Regions from separate parts of the Mus musculus genome. Here region 2 is linked to region 1. A link is a loop called in an ENCODE intact Hi-C map of the cell type or tissue named here. Cell type or tissue: heart. All regions are shown on one strand. Each heading gives the region's core, and the rest is flanking DNA. Links, peaks and the distances in the headings are about the cores only.

Region 1 (5,370 bases), core at 268-5,267:
ACATTAGGTGGAGCCTGAGCATAGGCGACACAAAGCCTACTCCAACAGTGATACACTTCCTCCAACAAGGCCACACCCACTCCAACTAGGTCTTACCTAATAGTGCCACTCACTCCCTGTGCCAATCGCATTCAAACCACCCACAGTAAGCAAGGAGCTGGAGAGGTAGCTTAGCAGTTAAGAGTACTGGCTGTTCTTGCAGAGGTTTTGGCTTCAATTCCCAGCACCCACATATATGGGATCTGATGCCCTCTTCTGGTGTGTAGATGTACATGCAGTTGAATATCCATATACACAAAAGAAATAACTGAAATTGTAAATGATCTCATTTCACCAGAAAGCCTTGTAAGGCGGGCTGGAGGGATATCAGAAAATTAGGCCTCAGGTCAACCCAGGGACTTGCTCTCCGAGTTACACAGCTTGCTAAAGGAAAGATATGGGGCAGAACCCAAACTGTCAAACTTGGAGTAAAAAGGACTCACCTGCTGTTTCATGAAGAGTTCTGTTAGGTTACAAAAGAACAGGCTCGTAGATGTCAGAGGCCTTCAGAAGTGGGTGTAGTCATTAGAACTTCATATCAGACATTACACTATGCAGACTTCCTTTTCCACCTTGATTTGATATGTCCATGGTTATCTATGGCAATGAATACAGGGTGAACAGAAACCAATTTCATATGAGCTGGGTTCTTTGCCCCTCCAGAGGACCTGACACACTTCTCTCTCCTCTTTCCTCTATCAACTCCTAGAATCGGCACAATTGCCCTCTGGGACATCTTCCACTAGTCCCCAGGTAGGTTTATTTGCTCTTCTGTAACTTATTCATATTTGTTTCCTTGTAGATCTCCGCCCTTTCTCTTCCATCCCACAACCCAGTCCCGAGGTAGCAACTGTTCATTTTAAAACAGGCAAGCCAGAGCCTTCCCCCTCCTCCCACAGCACTTACCAGTCTAAACCTATTGATTCATTTGGCAAGGACATATCAGGCAGCTCCTAGAGAAGCAACAAGGTCCCGTTTTCCAGCTGAGGTGGGACGGATAATGCCCATCCTGAAAAGGGGTTTTGGTGTTCTCCTTCTGGACAGGGAGCTGAGGAAGGCCTAAGCTTTCCAGGGTGACAGGCCACCTCCTCGTAGAGGCATTAGGGCATTGCTGCACTGCCTCAGAATCCACGGTCTCTGACTGCTCAGACCTCTGAGTTTGTACTGTCATAGCCAGCCACCAGCTGTGTCCCCAGTCTTCCTTAAAAGTCATGTTGGGCCCCTTAAAGTCCCTGAAGATGAAGAACACACTCTTAAAGACCTTGGTGTAGGGAGCTGGAGATGAAGTACCCAGTTATTTGTATTTGTACAAGTATCAAAGGGAGAAAAATTTTGTTTCTGACATCTGTAGGATTAGGACATTTTCCCCCTCAGCGGCTCTGCTTTTGAGTTAACTTCAAACCATATCACTGATTAATGGGAGGAATGTTTCTTGAAGAAAACATCCAGTCTTGGGGATACGAATCCCGCCAGGCTCGTAATAATCTCTCTTCCTTTAAATAAGAACTATTGTTAGCAGCTGCTCCACGCAAGGAGACCCGGCGGGTAAATTGGTCCAGCACTTTATTCCAATTACATCATTCACCCTCGAGCGACATAGGTGGAGCAAGCAGGAGTCACCATCAGGGTAAAGGGGGACTCTTGTAGAAAGTTCCAGAGAACGTTTGGGAAGAGGGCAATCGATATTGAATTCATGAACTCTTAAGTGGACCAAAGAGACAGCGCGGCGGCGGCCCTGAAACTTCAGTGTTTCCTCCCGCGTGGGAAGCGTGAAGAACTCCATAAAAAACTCCCACGCTGCCCAGACCCAGAGGCGCTGACCTAGACAGTGAGTCACCCTAGCTTCCTGCGCAGGCGCGCTCCAGCTGCGGGGCGAGGGGAGGCCCCGGGCTCTGGGGGGCGGGGCCAGGGCCAGTCACGTGACGTCCGCGGCCCGGCTCCTCAATTGCCCTAAAAGGACTTAGACGGGGGTCCCCGCCTCTCGCCGCGCTCTGGAATGCGGGCAGAGGGAGAGCTCCGGGCCAGGCGCAACCATCTGCTGACAGGGGGGAGGGCGCAGAATCACAATTCTAAAAGAGACGGGAGAAAGAGGAAGAGCCGGTGATTAGACCGAGAGACCCTCCACAGGATTCTTTAAGCCCTACTCCGCGTCCCGGACTCCCCGTCGGCGCCCCACGCCTGCCATCCGCTCTGTCACCTTCCCCGAGGCGCCCCCTCCCGTCCGGGCTGGCGCACCGAGGCGAAGGAGCATGGCCGCTAGGCTTCCTTCCGGTTCGCGAGCGGAGGCCGGAAGTGGCCGTACTGCGGAGTCTGGAAAGTTAGAAAGTCTGGGAGGGCGGCAGCGGCGGAGCTTCGCGGAGACGCTCACTCTCGGTTCTCGCGGCTGAGCAGGGTGAGTGGTGCTGGCCGCGGCGCGGGGCGGGGGCGGCTCGGTCCGGCCCGGGAAGGTGTCCCCGCGGGGCGGCGGGGACCGGCGGGAGCCGCGGCTCGGGGAGCGTACCTGGGCATGTGTGCGCGAGCCGGGGGAGAGCTGGAGCGAGCTGGGGGCGGCCGGGGCGCAGACCCCGCTCTGCTTCCCACACTAGGAACTTGGGAAATGTTGCTTAGCTCGCCGGCGCCGCGCGCCTTGGATCCTTGCCTCCCCGCGAAACCAGAGAGCCCCAGAGAGCTGACTCCGGAGCTCTGTTGAGTTGCTAACGTAAACTTGCCGGGATCGAGGAGGGAGTGTGCGGATAAAACCGTAAGATAGCACCGCCACCCTCGGCAACTGTCGTCGCAGCTGCGCGGCTATGTGTAGTAGCAAGACCCTGTTCAGATATACAACTCTAGTGTGCGCCCCTCTAAGTAAAACTTTTTTAAAGCGGTATTTGAACAGAGAGGAGATTTAGAGCTTCTTTTGCCTGTCGAGGGGGCTAAGTCGACTCTACAGAGGAGTGTTATTAAGAGTCTTTCAGTAGGCGTATAAACTATATTATAGATCTTTAGAGATCTTTTAAGATTTTAACATCTGAAGTGCAGACGTTGTATCAAAAGGTGACGAAAGCGAATCTTCACTAAAATTGCTGATATTTTCTTTTTTTTCTGGATGGCCTTTGATGAGGATTAATTAGAAAGGTATTTTGTCTTCAAAAGTGAGGTGTAGTTGACAAGTCGATCCTGGCGACTAATGACTTTTAAAAGGTGCTCAAAACTTTTTTTGGGTGTGGCTGTGGGAAGATCCAAGCTGACTGTCAACCGGAAGTGTGCCTAAGAAATAAAGACTTGGTTTTCCTTGAAACTGAAATACCAACTTTTAAAAACTGAGTCTATCCCCTCCCCCACATCTCATCTAGTAAGAAATGCACTGATTAAATAATAGAGATTTGATCTGGACTTCGAAGCAGGCCAAATACCTGAGGTTTTGAAATGGGAGTATTTGGAAGGATATATTTACTAGTTTTAAGAGAGCTTTTTTATTAAAAGGTATTAACTAAGTATGCTTAGTTTAGATGTTCTGTTAAGAATTTCTATCTTTTACATCTATTACAAGTTTAGGCACGTGAGATTCTATTTAATTTAGGCAATCTCATGTATATCTTTGTATGGCTTAGTCCTACTTAAGAAGTTTCATAGTCTGCTCTTTTGTTGTTGTTGTTAATTTGTTTGTTAGTTTGGGTAGGGTCTCCTTTTAGTCCATGCTGGCCTGGAACTTAAGATGGTCTTCCTACTTCCAGGGCTAGGATTATAAATCCAGTTACCAGCCATCACACCAGCTTTAGCGTTTTCAAAACTTAAGTACCAACGTTTCTATAAAGTCTACATTTCTAAAGATTCTGTAAAATCTGGTTGCCCTTGGCATGTGGAGAAAGCCTCTCCAGGACTGTCTTCACAGTCTGATGTCTTCCTTAAGCATGAGGCTGTCGCTTATTCTTGGGGGGGGGGGGGGTAGCTCAGTGGCAGAGTGCATACCTAGCATACATGAGGCAGAACTGCAAACAACCCACACCATACACCATGCATGGCTACAGCACTGTCTTGGTTTAAAACAAGGTTATACTCATTGCCATCTGTGAATAGAAACTACCTTGACCACCCTTGCCCTCCCTTCTCTGTTGATGATCTGAAACTTTCTGCTGTTTTCTAGAAGGCCAGCCAGCCAGTCTCATACCAAAGATCTTTCACAAAGCCTTCAAAGTGAGGTTCTCAGGTGATCCTGCCGTAAACCCTAACAAATATTTGCAGTTTTATTCTGCTCTTTTTAAACTAACTTGAGGATTATTTTACAGCTTCACATTTTTAGAACTACAGCAAAGAGACCAGCGCCACTCTCAAAGATTCCCTCTGACGTCACCGTGCTCCTTTACCTGAGCTTGGACAGAGAGATTAGAGTTTCTCTTGCCTGTCGAGGGGGCTCAGTCGACTCTACAGAGGAGTGTTATTAAGAGTCTTTCAGTAGGCGTATAAAATATATTAGAGATCTTTAGAGATCTTTTAAGATTTTAACATCTGAAGTGCAAAAGTTGTATCCAAAGGTACGAAAGCGAATCTCCACTAAAATTTTGGATATTTTCTTTTCTCTCGCGTTTGTAGGTTGGTGTTGTTTGGGTAGGTGGGTATTTGGCTGTGTCATGGCTGTGAAGCTCCAGGTTTCTGTGTGGGAGACAGACCTGTGAGTCAATGTCATCTTGAAAGAGTTGCGGCCCAGCATCATACATATTACCAGATTTGGACAGAATTGGCTTCTTTGTTTGTTTGTTTGTTTTTTGTTTTTTGTTTTTGTTTTTTTCAAGACAGGGTTTCTGTGTGTAGCCCTGGCTGTCCTGGAACTCACTTTGTAGACCAGGCTGGCCTCGAACTCAGAAATCCACCTCCCTCTGCCTCCCAAGTGCTGGGACAGAATTAGCTTCTTGAAGTACGACAAACATCTGATCTTGATTCTACAAACAGTGATAATGTCACTTCCAAGTGATAGTGACTGGATTTGCAGTCTCCTCTCTGAGCCTTAGAAAGAAGGGAACCATTCTGAACTCTTAAGTGTTTAATGATCACGTCTCACTGTGCATCCACAGCTGCCTCCCAGTGTTGGGGTTAAAGCATTCACCACCCGCATCACATTTTCATTACCTTTATGCCTTGTTTTAACTTGAGAGTCACTGCTCTGGAATGGGAAGTATGTAGCTCATTGCCCAAGTCGGACCAATCATTGTACTGCATTCCTTTCCTGCTGTGTGGATAGGTTACATACGAGCTTTAACACTTTTAAACTTAAGTTAATATAATTAGCCGGTCCTAATACAATTGAATTAAGTATGGGATAAGCTAACACTCTGTGTGAAGCTGTTGCTAATGCTG
Region 2 (5,370 bases), core at 237-5,236, 1.6 Mb after region 1:
CATGGAGAAATCTTACATTTTTCTCCCTCCATCCCCGGATGCAGGTTCAAAGAATTTTCTTTCGTTCTTAACTCTCACCCAAAGAACTCCACATCCTGCAGCCCAACAGGCTTTGAAGAACAAAAATTTCCTCTACTGACCACCAATCCCACAAGTGCAGTAGAAGCAGGTGGCCGTGTTACAATACAGTCCTACACAATGACTTTGTCCGAGATTCCACCAAAGGGTCGACATCCTGAGAACCCATAACAAGTTCATACTATAGGAATCACAGGGCTCTGAGTTAGCAGGCTTTCCCATGTGCACGGAGTGAGGGCTGGTAAGATAGTTTCTAAGGATGCTCCCTCCAGTCTTCACCTCAGCCTTCCTGGGTTCTAGATGCACCCTGGGCCGGCAGTCAGCCTAAGGGAAGGCATTCCCTGCAGAAATTCCCTCCGTGGCACTTCTGAGGTCATGGACTTGGGAGAAGAGTGGCCCTATGGTAGCTATGGCAACATATCAGCGTGCGTACGCCTTCTCGATTCTGGTGAGTGTGTAATTCTTTTTCAAAGGAGGTCACAGGGCAATCGGCTCGGTTTTTTTTTCCCCCTATAGAGATGTTCCCATTGCTAAGTTCAAATGAGTCAAACCTGAAGATAACCATTGCCAGTATGTGTGTAAGTAGGTGTAGGACAAGACATAGCCCAACACCTATAATACTATAAAGCAGCTCCTTGCTAGCAGCTCCCCAAATCGCGGGAGCGTTAAGGCGTCCTCACCGAGCACAGAGCCAGGCTTTCCCAAAGCAAACTTACATAAGCAGCCGCAGCCGCCTCCTTATTCCGGAGCAGCTGCGACAATGGCGGCCACACCACTTCCCTGTTGCGACCGCACAACTTGGGAGTGGGGAATCCGGGGCCCCGCGAAAGACATGGGGCGCAGTCCGCGCGTGGGGAGCCCACATTCGCATTTCGCAGCCAATGAGCCGCCGGATGCAGCGAGCCCTCAGCATTCTCTCCTAAACAAAAGCTCCCCTGAGCTGTGCCCGCCAGCGACGGGCCACCTTCCCTTCCACCATCCTCCACTTCTCCAGGTCGCGGCGCGGGCGCGAGGCTCTCTTCCTTGGCCCGCAGCAGCCCCGGCGGCGCGACGAGCTCGGGAGCGGGCATGCGGCCGGTTCCGCAGCCCCGCGCCGCGCCGCGCCCTGCTCCGCCCGCGAGCCCCGAGCTCGCGCCCCGCGCACTCCGCGGCCTGCGCGTCTGGTCCTCCCGCGCCCTCCCGCGGCCAAGGGCGGGGGCGGCGCGCGGCCGGCTCCCCGGAGCTCGGCGGACGCAGGCGGGGGAGCGTGCGCGGGGGGTCCCGTCGGCTCCGGGGGAAACCACAGCTGCGAGGGGCGGCGCCCCGCGGGCCGCGCTCGGGCCCGGCTCGGCCGTCCCCACCCCCACCGCGGTGCACTGCGGCGCGGAGAGCCAGGCGGCCATGAACTCGGCCGCGGAGAGAGAGCGCGCGCGCGGGGCCGCCGCCTGGCCTCTTCCCCACCCGCTCGCTGGCCTGCGCAGCCACCGGGGACGCCCGGCCCCCCACGCCCAACCGCGGCCCACGCCCCGATCCCGCTCGCACCGCGCTGCGCCGCCACATCCTGCAGCTGGCTGCTGCCCCGGAGCTCGGCGGGAACGCGCCTCCTCGCAGCCGCCCCGGCCGCGCCCGCCGCCGGCTGCCCCCGCGTCCCCGCGCCCGTCCCCGGCCCTTCCAGCACCCGGCCCGCGCTTACCTGCAGCTTGGCACCGCTACAGACGCTCGCTGTCGCTGTGGGCTCCCTCGCTCGGCAGCGCGCAAGCCAGGGACGGGATGGACGCGGGGGCACGGTGGGTGGCAGTGTTTTGGATTTTTTTTTAATTTTTTTTTTTCTGAGTTTGGGGAGGGGGTGGGGTAGGGGGGGAATCGTGCACGTCCCTGGTGGTGGCAGCCCTCCTCCTGCACGAGCACACACTAGCCAACCCGCCGCGAACACCCCCACCACCCCCCTCCCCGTGCATGCGCGGTGCGGGCTCCGGGGTAGTGGGGGGGAGAGAAGGCGCGCCGCCGCTTGCGCAGGCACGGAACTGGCTGGGGCCTCCCTCGTGAGCGAGCGAGGAAAGGGTTAATCTGGGACCTGACGGGTGGTTGCTTTCCCTGGGTCTACGGGGCCGCCCGCGGAGAGCCCTGGCCTGCGCACGCGCGCGCACGCGCGCGGCAAGGGGCGCGCGGAGCCCGCGCGCGGGAGAAGGGGGTGGGCGGGGTCGGGGCGGGGCTTCTGCCGGCCAGGGGAGCGAATGCACGAGCTCCTTTCTCGAGCACCCGCCCCCTCCTGGAGCTCCCGACTCCAGGGCTCCCGCCGGCGCCCGGCCTCGGCACTGCGTCGGGAACGCGGGGAGCCTGCGCTCCCGTGCGTGTGCGTGTGCATGTGCGTGGGCCATGTCTGCCCCTGGGCGCGCACGGTTCGGGCGCTGAGCTCGGCCTGGCTTTTGGGCAGGTGTCCCGGTGCACCGTCTGTCTCCCCTGTACCGTCTCGACCGAATATCCAGGCTCATGGCTTGGTTCGTGCCACTGAGGCATTGTTTATGGGGAGCAGGCATTTGCAGAGCAAATGAAGTGCCATTTTTGATTTGGAGTATAAGGGGAAATTCCGGTCACCCTGGACAAACTGCTCAATCCCAAAGCTCTAGATCTACCAGACTAATTGGTGCCTTTACGTTTACCCAGGTACATCCCTCTCTAGCCATCATGTTTCCAGAACTAGGTTGCACTTGATGCTCCCATGGAGAGATCTGATAGCCTGGTAATGTCAGGACATCCATGTAAGTTATAGCTCCGCTGCTGCTGAAACCTTGTGTTCTCTGTGAGGCACTTCCTGATCCTCTTTACCTGCCCTCAGGCCCACGACCTGGAAAGTCCCTTTAGCCCCAAAATTTCTGTTCAACCTGCAATACTGGCAGCTGGATTGAGCTATTGTGCTCCTAAATGTCACTTCACTTCTGCTGCTTTGTCACACTTTCAACAGTCTTATGTTAAATCACGTGAATAACATCTGCAATTAGGGCAGGACCATGGACTTCTGGGAAGATGTAAAAGAATGCCTGTACCGGATGCCTAAGTAAACATGAAGGAAAACTATGGTCGCCTCAATTTTCTAAAGGACACCATATTCAGCCTCAGCTAAAATATTAACCAGTACTGGTTTAATGTCCCCCACGGTGTTTAAATACACGCCTTCAAATTTTTATTTTCTGTGTATGAATGCTTTGCCTGCATGAATGTGTGTGCACCACGTGTGTGCCTGGTGGCAGCGGAGGCCAGTCAGAAGGGGGTTCAGATCCCCTGAGACTGGAGCAGGATGATTGTTAATCACCATATGAGTTCTTGGAACTAGACCTGGGTCCCCTGAAAGAGCAGTAAGGGCTGTGAACTACCGAGCCAAAGTTTTAGCTCCTACTCGTGTCTTTTGGTGCACACAATAGCCTTTGTGTTAGTAGGGTTTGGTGAAAGACTTGAGATAGAATAAACCTGGTCTAGTGTTACTTTTTTAAAACGATTTTATTATGCGTGTGTGTGTGTGTGCGCGCGCACACAGGTGAGTATATGGGGGTAGCGCATATGATGCGTATGCTCCTAGAAGCCAGAGGCCCTGGATCCCCTGACCATCATGAGCCACCTGAGATGGGTGTTGGCCCTCTGGTCCCCTGGAAGAGGAGCAAGTGCTTAACTGTGGGTCATCTCTCCAGCCTTTTAAGCCCCACTCTCTTTTCTGGAATGGAGACAAAGAAATCAAGGCAGTCATAAAGACTGACCAACACCCAGTTAAGCTTTTAGTGCAAATATTAATCCCCTGATATGCTACTGTTGGTGTTGGATTCTAGCATCATGGCAGGAAGTGGTCCTCATACCTGACACTCCGCCTGTTTGCGTTATTCGGGTTCCTTCGTACAGCTCTGTGTTTACACTTTAGTCCTGTCTGTGTTTTGCTTACGGGGCACTAGTAATACCCATCTGTCGTGAGGTTATGTCCTGAGGTGATAGAGCAATGGCTTAAGTTCACGGTGTGGGAACACGGCCAGCTTCCAGTAATCTTCAGTGTCACCACCTGCTGCTGCTCTTGGAGCACACCTGGAAGGGCTTCACTCCTCCTGGATTTATTGCTTGCCTCCTGTGTAGACATGGTCCTCTTGCCTATGAAAGAGAGTTTGTCCTTGGATTTTAAATTTAGTTCATCAGAGTTCATAAACATCAGAACAATAAAGTGCTTGACTTTTTTTTTTTTCCTTTTGTATCAATGACTCCTTGAATTCAGATGCATAGCAACTGTACTCTGCCTGGCTGGTCCTTGCTTATCATCAGGACTCAGGGGAACTAACAAAAGCATCACTCTCTTGGGAAGGAGGATGGGAAACTCCTTGCCTGGTCCCACACCCTTCGCACCCATGAGGCTCATAGAAGACACCAGCTGATAGCAAGAGTCAACCCAGAATTCAGAAATAAAGGGCACAGTGTGCAGTAGTTAATAGGGATCAAGGCCCTCGATGGACGTGTTCTTTCTCTTCTACTAACAATGGCTACCGTGGAAGACAACTGCTGGGGTCATTTAGAGCACGCTATTTTCCTCAAAGAATGCTCACAGCCTCTGAAACAAAACCTGTTTCTGAGAATTGTGAGGCTGGATTGTAGAACATAACAGGGTGGCCTGTGGGATACCAGGGCTTAGATAGACACGTAAGGGACAGCTGAAAGGTGTCCTGTTTTGTAGGGGGTTTATGGGTGAGTGGAGTTGATGTCTCCCTCACATTGACCATTGGGGTCTACTGTTGGTTTTGGCTATAGATACAAGTAGTAGAGATTGGACAACTTGTAAGTAGAAGCTTTGAGTAGCCCATGTTCTGTACGTCACGCCCTTGGTTGACTGTGTTTAAATGAACCATCCGGTCACCACTTCCTCTGCTGCCTTGAATGACAAATGTCTTAGAGGATGAGACCCATTGCAAATAAACTGAACCCAGCCAACTCTGGGTAGGCAACAGCTCAACAAAAGGAAACAAATGTCTCCCCTAGTGCCATAAATACCCTTCCACCTTCCTGCCCCAAGAACCCTAGATACGATGAAGAACAAAGTGAGCCGACACCACAGAGATAAAGATGTACACACTCAACAAATGTCCCAGCAAGGACCTTAGCACAAAGGTTTTAAAGCATACACTACCATGAAAAGGGAACAGGGGAACTAGATTCAGATGGGAAATCAATAGAAGCTTCATTATACCTTTAAGACCTGTAGGCTGAGAGGGAACTAGCAGAAGGGATGGAGGAAACCAAATTTCAGATACCAGTGTATTAGGGTTCTCCGGAGTAACAACTTACATG

Evidence for each region. A loop is a pair of places that touch in the nucleus more often than their neighbours do. Peaks named below come from ENCODE experiments on the same cell type or tissue, not always from the same donor. Only the 100,000 strongest peaks of a DNase experiment are listed, where the experiment ranks them.
Region 2: a loop joins it to region 1, with 5 times the contacts of the local background. A loop is called at or near these places in 1 of 42 quality-filtered maps.

The regions. Positions count from the first base shown.
Region 1 is chr17:70,999,169-71,004,538 of GRCm38, reverse strand. It overlaps Myl12a (myosin, light chain 12A, regulatory, non-sarcomeric), which reads left to right and starts at 2,006. Exons shown (of 4, transcript NM_026064.2): 1 at 2,006-2,431. It also overlaps a transcript of Myom1 not described here. In heart, for the core only: CTCF peaks have their summits at 1,182 and 2,266; a DNase peak (open chromatin) is centred at 1,908; H3K4me3 peaks cover 4,555 bases; H3K27ac peaks cover 4,905 bases.
Region 2 is chr17:69,379,650-69,385,019 of GRCm38, reverse strand. It overlaps Gm49894, which reads left to right and starts at 839. Exons shown (of 3, transcript XM_030250167.1): 1 at 839-920; 2 at 1,009-1,844; 3 at 2,722-4,277. The coding sequence starts at 839. The coding sequence ends at 2,769. Zbtb14 (zinc finger and BTB domain containing 14) reads right to left here and starts at 1,216. Exons shown (of 3, transcript NM_009547.3): 1 at 795-1,216. In heart, for the core only: a CTCF peak has its summit at 2,354; DNase peaks (open chromatin) are centred at 419, 839, 1,509 and 2,099; H3K4me3 peaks cover 2,818 bases; H3K27ac peaks cover 2,642 bases.